Linked DNA regions of Homo sapiens: regions 1 and 2 are each linked to region 3. The links are chromatin contacts, found by Hi-C or POLR2A ChIA-PET in ENCODE. All regions are on one chromosome and are shown on one strand. Each heading gives the region's core, a stretch centred on a gene start or an enhancer-like site at or near the end of the contact. The rest is flanking DNA. Distances are from core to core; before and after follow the strand shown. Region 1 has its middle 17 kb from the start of USP3. Region 2 has its middle 38 kb from the start of USP3. Region 3 overlaps DAPK2 (death associated protein kinase 2).

Region 1 (2,765 bases), core at 262-2,761, 520 kb before region 3:
ATCGTGCCATTGCACTCTAGCCTGGGTGACAAGAGCAAAGCTCTGTCTCAAAAAACAACAACAACAACAACAACAACAAAACTTTAAAATTTTCTGAAGAATAAACCTATAAACAAACAAAGACAAAAAACAAACTAATAAAACTCATTACAGTCCAGGTGCGTGGCTGACACCTATAATCCCAGCACTTTGGGAGGCCGAGGCGGGTGGATCACCTGAGGTCGGGAGTTTGAGACCAGCCTGACCAACATGGAGAAACCCCGTCTCTACTAAAAATACAAAATTAGCCGGGCATGGTGGTGCACGCCTGTAATCCCAGCTACTCCGGAGGCTGAGGCAGGAGAATCGCTTGAACCCGGGAGGCAGAGGTTGTGGTGAGCTGAGATCACGCCATTGCACTCCAGCCTGGGCAACAAGAGCAAAACTCCATCTCAAAATAATAATAATCATCATCATTTCTGGAAAGATAGAGTACTATTTGTTTTACTGTGGTAAAATACACATAACATAAAATGTATTATTTTAACTATTTTAAGGTGTATGATACAGTACATTCATAATGTCATGCAACCACCACCAGCATCCAGTTTCAGAACATTTCATCACCCAAAAGGAGACTCAATGCTCATTAGTACTTCCTATTCCTTCCTACCTCTGGCCCAGCAACTACTCATGTGCTTTCTGTCTCTTCGGATTTGCCTATTCAAGATATTTCATACAAATGAAATGATATAATATGTGGCCTTTTATGTCTGACTTTTTTCAGTTAGCATAATGCTTTCAAGGTCCATCCATATTGTAGAACGTATCAGTACTTCTTTCCCTTTTATGGCTGAATAATATTCCATTGTATAGAGAAACCACATTTTGTTTATTTGTCAGTTGATGACATTTGGTTTGTTTCTGCCTTTTGGGTATCATGCAAAGTGCTGCTGTGAACATTTGTATACAAGTTTTTGTTTGAACACCTGTTTTTCAGTTCTTTTGGGTATATCCCCAGGAGTGCAACTGCTGGGTCATATGATAATTACTGAAAACCTCTTAGTGATTTTTGGATATTGTGCCACATGTATATATTACCTAATAAAAATTGATTATTTTAATAAAAATAACCAAGTAGAGACAAATATATTGTTTTATAATCACAGTTTGGCATCCCTGCAAAATCAGCATTGGATCAATCAGTAGTCTCACAGGACCTAAAAGAAACTGAGGTGTAGGAAGTAAACATGTAATCCCATTTTTAAATATGACTCACAGAAACAGTAGGTCTTCGGGCTACAAATACTCCCCGTCATTAAATGTTTCAGCAGCATTGCCCTGGTGAATGTGGGAAGAGCTGAATATTTTCTAGATCCATGTTTTTTTAAAAGGTAAAGCAGCAATTGAAGTTGAATTCAAACCGGTGATTATGTTGACTTGGTCTGACAATTGCATGGACTCTCACTGGGAGCCCGGACTCACGCAGCACCACCTGTGTCCCCTAGGGGGCGAGCTGGGGAGAGACCGGAGTCCCTGGGAGAGCTCTGCGCGGAAGGCCCGAGAGAATTGGTCCCGCAGAGCTTTTACAAAGGCAAGAAGAGGATCACCGAAAAGGGATCACAGTGGGGAAAAAGGCAAGAAGAGGAAACACTGTGACAAAGAACCCAGCGCTGGGACACTTGGGAAACGTATTTTCTCAAGCACTTTATTTTATTATTTTATTATTATTTTTTTTGAGATGGAGTCTCGATCTGTCGCCCAGGCTGGAGTGCAGTGGTGCGATCTCGGCTCACTGCCACCTCTGCCTCCCAGGTTCAAGCGATTTTCCTGCCTCGGCCTCCCAAGTAGCTGGGATTACAGGTGCCCGCCACCGCGCCTGGCTAATTTTTCTATTTTTAGTAGAGGTGGGGTTTGCCATGTTGGCCAGGCTGGTCTCAAACTCCTGACCTCAAGTGATCCGACTGCCTTGGCCTCCCAAAGTGCTGGGATTGCAGGTGTGAGCCATTCAAGCACTTTATTTTTATAAACAAGGAGACCGAGACCCAGAGTAGCTGCTGATGGTCACAAAGGCTGTAAGCATGAAGTCTGGAAACCTCTGCTGTTGTGCAATGCGCAATGTGGGAAGAGAGGCTCTCCACCTCTGATGGGGCTGTGTTTGAGTCCCTCCTCCCTCCCTTTCCACCTCCCTCCCCACTACCACCACTTACTTAAATGTGTGACTCAGTGTCACTAACTTAACATTTCCCAGCCTGTTTCATTATCTGTATAGTGGGGTCTAATAGCATCTTCATCAGGCTGATGCAAGGAAATGACACCATGTATGCACAGGACCTCCCTTATGCTTGGCATATAGTAGATTCTCAATAAACATTTGTTGTGTGAATGAATATTCTCTCCTCTAGCCCTCTCAAAGGCAATCGTTCTGCTGCCCAACACATTTTTATTGATGACATTTCAGGCAGTATCCTTATGAACTCTCCATATCTAGAAGGCTGGGAAGGGAAGGAAAGCAGAGTTTGGGGTGTTCGTGCCGTTCCTGTTGTGGTAAAAAGCTCCTTTGTGAAGCCTGTGCAGCACCAGCCCCACTTGGAGGCTGCAAATCTGTCAGCCGGAGGTCCTCGGAGCTCCCAGGTCCTGGCCTTCTCTGCCAGCAAAGTGGCATACCTGGGTTATGGATCCAGGGGTCTTCTGAGGCCAACAGAGCCACACACACCCCATCCAGTTCCCGCCTCCCTTCCCCAAGCATCTGACAGAGGCCAGTTTGGCTGTTTCAAGTAATACCA
Region 2 (2,700 bases), core at 113-2,612, 540 kb before region 3:
TCGAAATTAGTAATAGTTCCTTTGGGAACTAATATGGAAACACATAGGAAGAACTATATCCATGATTATTCAGAAGTAATGCAATAAAAATCTGCATAAAGAGGCCAGCACAGTGGCTCACGCCTGTAATCCCAGCACTTTGTGAAGCCAAAGCAGGAAGATCACCTGAGGTCAGGAGTTCGAGACCAGCCTGGCCAACATGGTGAAACCCCGTCTCTACTAAAAATACAAAAATTAGCCAGGGGTGATGGCGGGCTCCTGTAGTCCCAGCTACTCAGGAGGCTGATGCAGGAGAATAGCTTGAACACGGGAGTTGGAGGTTGCCGTGAGCCGAGATCACACCAACGTACTCCAGCCTGGGCGACAGAGCGAGACTCCATCTCAAAAAAAAAAAAAAGCCTCCATAAAGAAGTCAACATCAACAATATCTATTGTAGCAAAAAAAAAAAAATACTAAACTTGAGGGAATTGCTATATAGATTTTGATACAGCCACACATTTGCCTCTTATACAGCAATAAGGATAACTGTGCAGATTGATAGCAGTGTAGAGATGTTTATTATCAGTCAAATACAACAAACTTCAGGATCACATAGGCATTATGATTATAGCTCTGCTAAAAGTGTGCATACGCATCTGAAAGGGCTGGAAGGTATTGAAATAAAATTGGCTGTAGTGTTTGAGAGGCAAAATAGTATGGTTTAAATTACTTTTAATTTTCTGTTTATCTCCAACTAAATAAAAGAAAGCATATCAGTTGAAAAAGAATTAACCTTATCACCAATGTTTCCCACTAGACAATGAGAGCAGGAACCCTGCCTGTCTCTTTCAACAGCGTTTGCCAGAGCATGTGTCTGCCACATGGTAGGCGCTCTGTAAATATTTGTGGACTGATTGACCACTGCTGTCAGCCTCTCTGAACCGGTTTAGTAAATTGCTGATATAGACCTCCTGTTTTCACAAAGATCCTTCTTGCCATCACCTCCACAGTCTCAAAAAGCACCTTCATTTACAAGCAGGCTTTCAAAACCCAGCATCTTCCTCTCTCTCAGTGTCACTGGCAGAAGGAGGACATCACCTTAAAGTACCAGACTCTAGGGCCAGCCTGTGTTGGGAGAACCCCCCCGCCCCTTCTCTTGCAGCTTCCCCCGGGGGGGACAGATCTTCATGGGGACACAAGGGAGAGTAGCTTGATCCCTAAATCATCTGGACACTAACATTTTGCACCAGAAGATGGCAGTCTACACACCTCCTTATGGTGCAGAACCCACACCTTCCTTGACACTTTGACAGTTAATTGTTCAAGTCAAGTTACTCAGCCTACCCTCCACAAAGGTGGGCCAGGGTGAGGGTGTGACAAGGATGGCCAGGGCCTCAGGCCAAGATCAGGAACAGATGTAGGCAACTGATGCCTGCTGTGCCTGATGCTGGGAGAGATGGCACCTCCCACGTTTCACATTTCACAGCTGGGGAAACCAAGCTTCACAGAGGCTAAGACACTGCCAAGTCCCCCACTCCTAGTAGAGAAACACTGCCCAGACCCGAGCCCCGCTCTCCTTACCCAGCACCCACCCTCCTTCCACCATACCGTACTGCCTGCCAGCTCTCCAGCAACAGGAGTCTGTGAAAAAATGGGCAAGGATGTTTCTGAACCCATGGTTAAATGCTTTTAAAAATCACCATGTCAAATTATAAAATTGATCAAACCCTTTGACCTTGGAATACCACTTTGGGAAATATGTTCCAAGGAAACAAAATATGAAATACATATTTATAAATAAGTTTATAAAATATAAAAATGAAACAAAAGCACATATAGAGTTGTGTAGAACTGAGCTTGATACTGCAGTTAAAACCAGAGGCAGCCCAGATGCCCGACCGTGGGGAAAATTGTGCCGTGGTCATTATACTCACACTGGAAATGGCTGTCATGCAGATTAGCACCGACGTCCAGCCTGTCACGTGGGGACTGTTATACTAGTTGTTAAAATAAGTATTTTCATACCAACTGGTAAATAGTAGAGCCAGAGTGTCCTCCAAGCCTCCCTTGCCCCTCTACTGGGATCCTCCTGAACTCCCCCTGATCTAGCAACTAAATAGTAAATGCCTGGCCCAGCAGCCTCCAGGATCCCACATGAAGCAGTGGTCAATGAACATCTTAGTACTAGTTATTAGATATTTTTTAAACCTCCCCTGGCTAAGATTCTGTATACTCATGGAAAAGCGACCTTATTTTGGAATGGGACAAGATATAGGAATATATAAAGAAAGACATTATGTGACTTAACGGTAAGTAAAAAGAAGCAGAAATTAATACAAGGAATAGCAGTGAGGCAAATTTTATTTGTATAAACAAGAGTTTCTAAGAAGCCACAGAGTCTAAATATTTGGTAAACTAGGAGAGGGGAGATTTGAAAAATTTTGTCAGTAGCCTATTTAACAACCTTTCCCCTATTTCCTTCTTAAAAGAAAGTTGCACGGTGGCTCACACCTGTAATCCCTGCACTTTGGGAGGCTGAGGCGGGAGGATCACCAGGTCAGGAGATTGAGACCATCCTGGCTAACACGATGAAACCCCATCTCTACTAAAAATACAAAAAATTAGCTGGGCGTGGTGGCGGGCACCTGTAGTCCCAACTACTCAGGAAGCTGAGGCAGGAGAATGGCATGAACCCGGGAGGCGGAGCTTGCAGTGAGCCG
Region 3 (2,700 bases), core at 131-2,630:
ATGAAAGAACATAGTTTCATAGACAAGAAAAAGCTGGAAACAAGCTAAGCATTCTCCACTAAGGAACAGCTTTGGCAATCAGATGTTCTGGATGCAATAGACAATTATATAAACATTAAAATAGCAAGTATGAACATCATAAGGGACATGTTTATAAAATAATAAGTGAACATGCACAAATGATATGTATGGTTTGATTCAATTTTTGTATTAGAGAACACAGATGCAAAAGTGCATGAGGATAACAAATAGTTGAGTGAAACTTTTCCTTTTAAAATTTCCTGTGTTTTAAAAGTAAGAAAATGAGAAGAAACACCTGCATAGACATCCCTAACCAACAGAGCAGTGCACTGCTGTCATCCAATCAAGGGTGTACTTGAGGGACAGGCCACAGAGCTGCAGCATCACCAAGGGCCTTACAGATGACAGGGGAGGAAAGGGTAGGATCCCCTTTTCAGTCTGCAAACATAAGACCTCTTTGTTTAAAGGAGGCATAGGAAAGTTGGCCAGAATTTATTGTCACAGCTGATCCTTCCCTCAAGGTGTCCTGGACATGAGGCCCTCCTCTATTTTCACCTCCTGTGCATACCTCCATCATGGGATTCAGCCCATTTTACTGAAATTCTCTATATATTATTCTCCCTTAGTAGACTGTAATTGTCCAGCCTTGTACCCCCAGGCACCAACTACAGTGGATACACAGTAGATCTGCAGTGCATGTTTTCTGAATGGACTTGGGCTAGTATCTCTTCATTACCTGCCATCCTCCTGAGCTAGACTTTTACAGACCAACACTTAGTACAGCTTCCTGATCAGTGTTGCTGTCTTCAGCCCTCCACCCACACACCCAATCCACACCCCACATTCCCCAGTATATTGTCCTACAACGCAGACATCATCATGTTCTCTGCTCAAGATTATTTTCTCCTTCCCATCAAGCCTGAGCTCCTTGGCCAGGCCCCAGGGGCCTTTCACCACCTAGCCTCATTCTACTTGCCCAAATGTACTCTGCTTCCCAGCAGACACACCCCAACACACTCATTTCCACCTCTGGGTTTCTGCTAGCCCTATTTGCCTAAACTAGGAGGTCGTCTGCCTACCCAAATGCTACTCCTGTTTTAAGTTCAAGTTCCAGCTCCTCCTGGAAGTCTTCCCTGACCATGCCACCCCCCAGGAATCCTCACCTTGGAATATGTTAGCTCCTAAAGTTCAGTACACTTAATTGTCTCTTTATGCTCATTTCTTTACTGTGTTTGCCTTTCCCCCCGCCCCTAAATTAGGTTAATCTGTTAAGGGCAGGGCAATGTCTTACACTTCATCTGTGTGACCCACCACACCCACTGTAAGAGAGGCACCTTACAGCAGCTCAAGACTTCGAGGTGGTTAGCACTAAAAATCTGAAACACAGTCATGATGAGTAACGACAAAAGCAGTTTCCAGTGGCACAAAGGCTTGTTCTAGGCAGCCAGCACAGTTGGGCTGTGGGTAAGAGGGTTTGTCAAAGGGCCTTAGAATTGTAAACCTATGCCACTGAAACAAACTGAGTTCTCTGTAGCACCTGATGGTATAAACCAGTGTTTCTCAAAGTGTGACCCGAGACCAGTAAGATCAGGATCATCTGGGAACCTGTCAGAAATGCAAATTATCAGGCCCTAAGCTCAGACCCACAGAGTCAGGAACTCTGGGGGTGGGGCCCAGCATCTGTGGTTTGATAAGCCCTCTGAGGATTCTAATGCCCACCAAAGTTTGAGAACCACGAGTTCTCACGCAACAGGAATATCCTGGTATGCCAGAAGGTTCAGTTTCTTCTATCTCTAAAGACGGCCTATAAATATCATTTTTAACTTATGTCTTTCTGTTTACTACTACTCTCAATAACAATAGTAATAATATAACAACAGTATTGACTGCTTAGTGTCCTCTGCCAACTTTCCCAACTACAGTTTTCAGGAGCAAGAAGTTATCAGCATAGGTATAGGCATGGGGATCCGCATTCTTGGCTTTTTCAATGTGATGATGATCCCTACATTTGTCTCTCAGCCTCAAACCAGTTATTTCTCATCACTCCCAAATCCCAGCTGACCACTTCAGGCAAAGTCCCCACCCGCCTGCCTTAATGTCTTGATTTTCAGAGTTGGCACTTTAATTGTTCTGAGCCCCTACTGCAGTTTTGGTCTCTCATTTGTCTACCCATCCCCACTTCGGAAAACAATGGGTCAGTCTGCTACCAGCTTGGGTTTTATCCCATTCATGAAGACAAGCTTCCCATGGACTCATTCTTCAGCACCTGTCCCAGCTCTGCATGTCAGTGGGTGGGGTGGGTTTGTGTGTAGAACAGCAGCCGAGCTTCCTGTAATCTTGTTTATAAACTGTTGATGCATGTCCTGACCGCATCACAAGAGGGTTCACAGGGAAGCCGTCAGTCTTGGGGCAGAATCTGCAGGGCACCAGCAACCCCATGTGGAGGTGGCTGACTCATTCTGTGGTCTCCTGTCTGGGGACATAGCAACAACACAGACCCAGAGCTACTTGGCAGAGGGCCCCACTCATGGTAGGCACCCAATCTGAACCCTCCAGATTAGCATAAAGGCAGGACAATGGAACAGATAAAGCCATATGCAAAGGATCAGGATCAACAGCTCAGGTTGGAGTGGAAAAAACACAGGTGGAGGATTGGCTGTGCTTGTGGCTTTGCACCCC

What was found. Hi-C counts contacts between places; a loop is a spot of excess contacts on that map. ChIA-PET counts read pairs that join two places held with the same protein, here RNA polymerase II (POLR2A). Pooled maps may share reads with other maps.
Region 1: a loop to region 3 is called in a pooled map, with 4 times the contacts of the local background. The contact joins two enhancer-like sites. A Hi-C loop is called at or near these places in 1 of 168 maps with a recorded cell type or tissue (CD8-positive, alpha-beta T cell), 1 of 37 single-sample maps with no recorded cell type and 9 of 50 pooled maps. POLR2A ChIA-PET finds 5 or more read pairs at or near these places in 1 of 52 experiments (activated T-cell).
Region 2: a pooled map shows a loop between it and region 3 (3-fold over the local background). The contact joins two enhancer-like sites. A Hi-C loop is called at or near these places in 1 of 168 maps with a recorded cell type or tissue (CD8-positive, alpha-beta T cell), 1 of 37 single-sample maps with no recorded cell type and 10 of 50 pooled maps. POLR2A ChIA-PET finds 5 or more read pairs at or near these places in 1 of 52 experiments (activated T-cell).

The regions. Positions count from the first base shown.
Region 1 is chr15:63,486,005-63,488,769 of GRCh38, forward strand. No RefSeq gene overlaps it. Among named protein-coding and RNA genes, the nearest start is that of USP3, 17 kb to the right of the region's middle. RefSeq lists enhancers at 1,267-1,316, 1,347-1,416. Within about 2 kb of position 1,512, at least 10 of the 41 ENCODE cell types and tissues checked have a DNase peak (open chromatin) inside an H3K27ac peak, as active enhancers do.
Region 2 is chr15:63,465,634-63,468,333 of GRCh38, forward strand. No RefSeq gene overlaps it. Among named protein-coding and RNA genes, the nearest start is that of USP3, 38 kb to the right of the region's middle. Within about 2 kb of position 1,363, at least 3 of the 41 ENCODE cell types and tissues checked have a DNase peak (open chromatin) inside an H3K27ac peak, as active enhancers do.
Region 3 is chr15:64,008,496-64,011,195 of GRCh38, forward strand. All of the region lies in intron 2 of DAPK2 (death associated protein kinase 2), which reads right to left. Among named protein-coding and RNA genes, the nearest start is that of DAPK2, 37 kb to the right of the region's middle. RefSeq lists a silencer at 1,267-1,326 and enhancers at 1,697-1,786, 2,644-2,693. Within about 2 kb of position 1,381, at least 16 of the 41 ENCODE cell types and tissues checked have a DNase peak (open chromatin) inside an H3K27ac peak, as active enhancers do.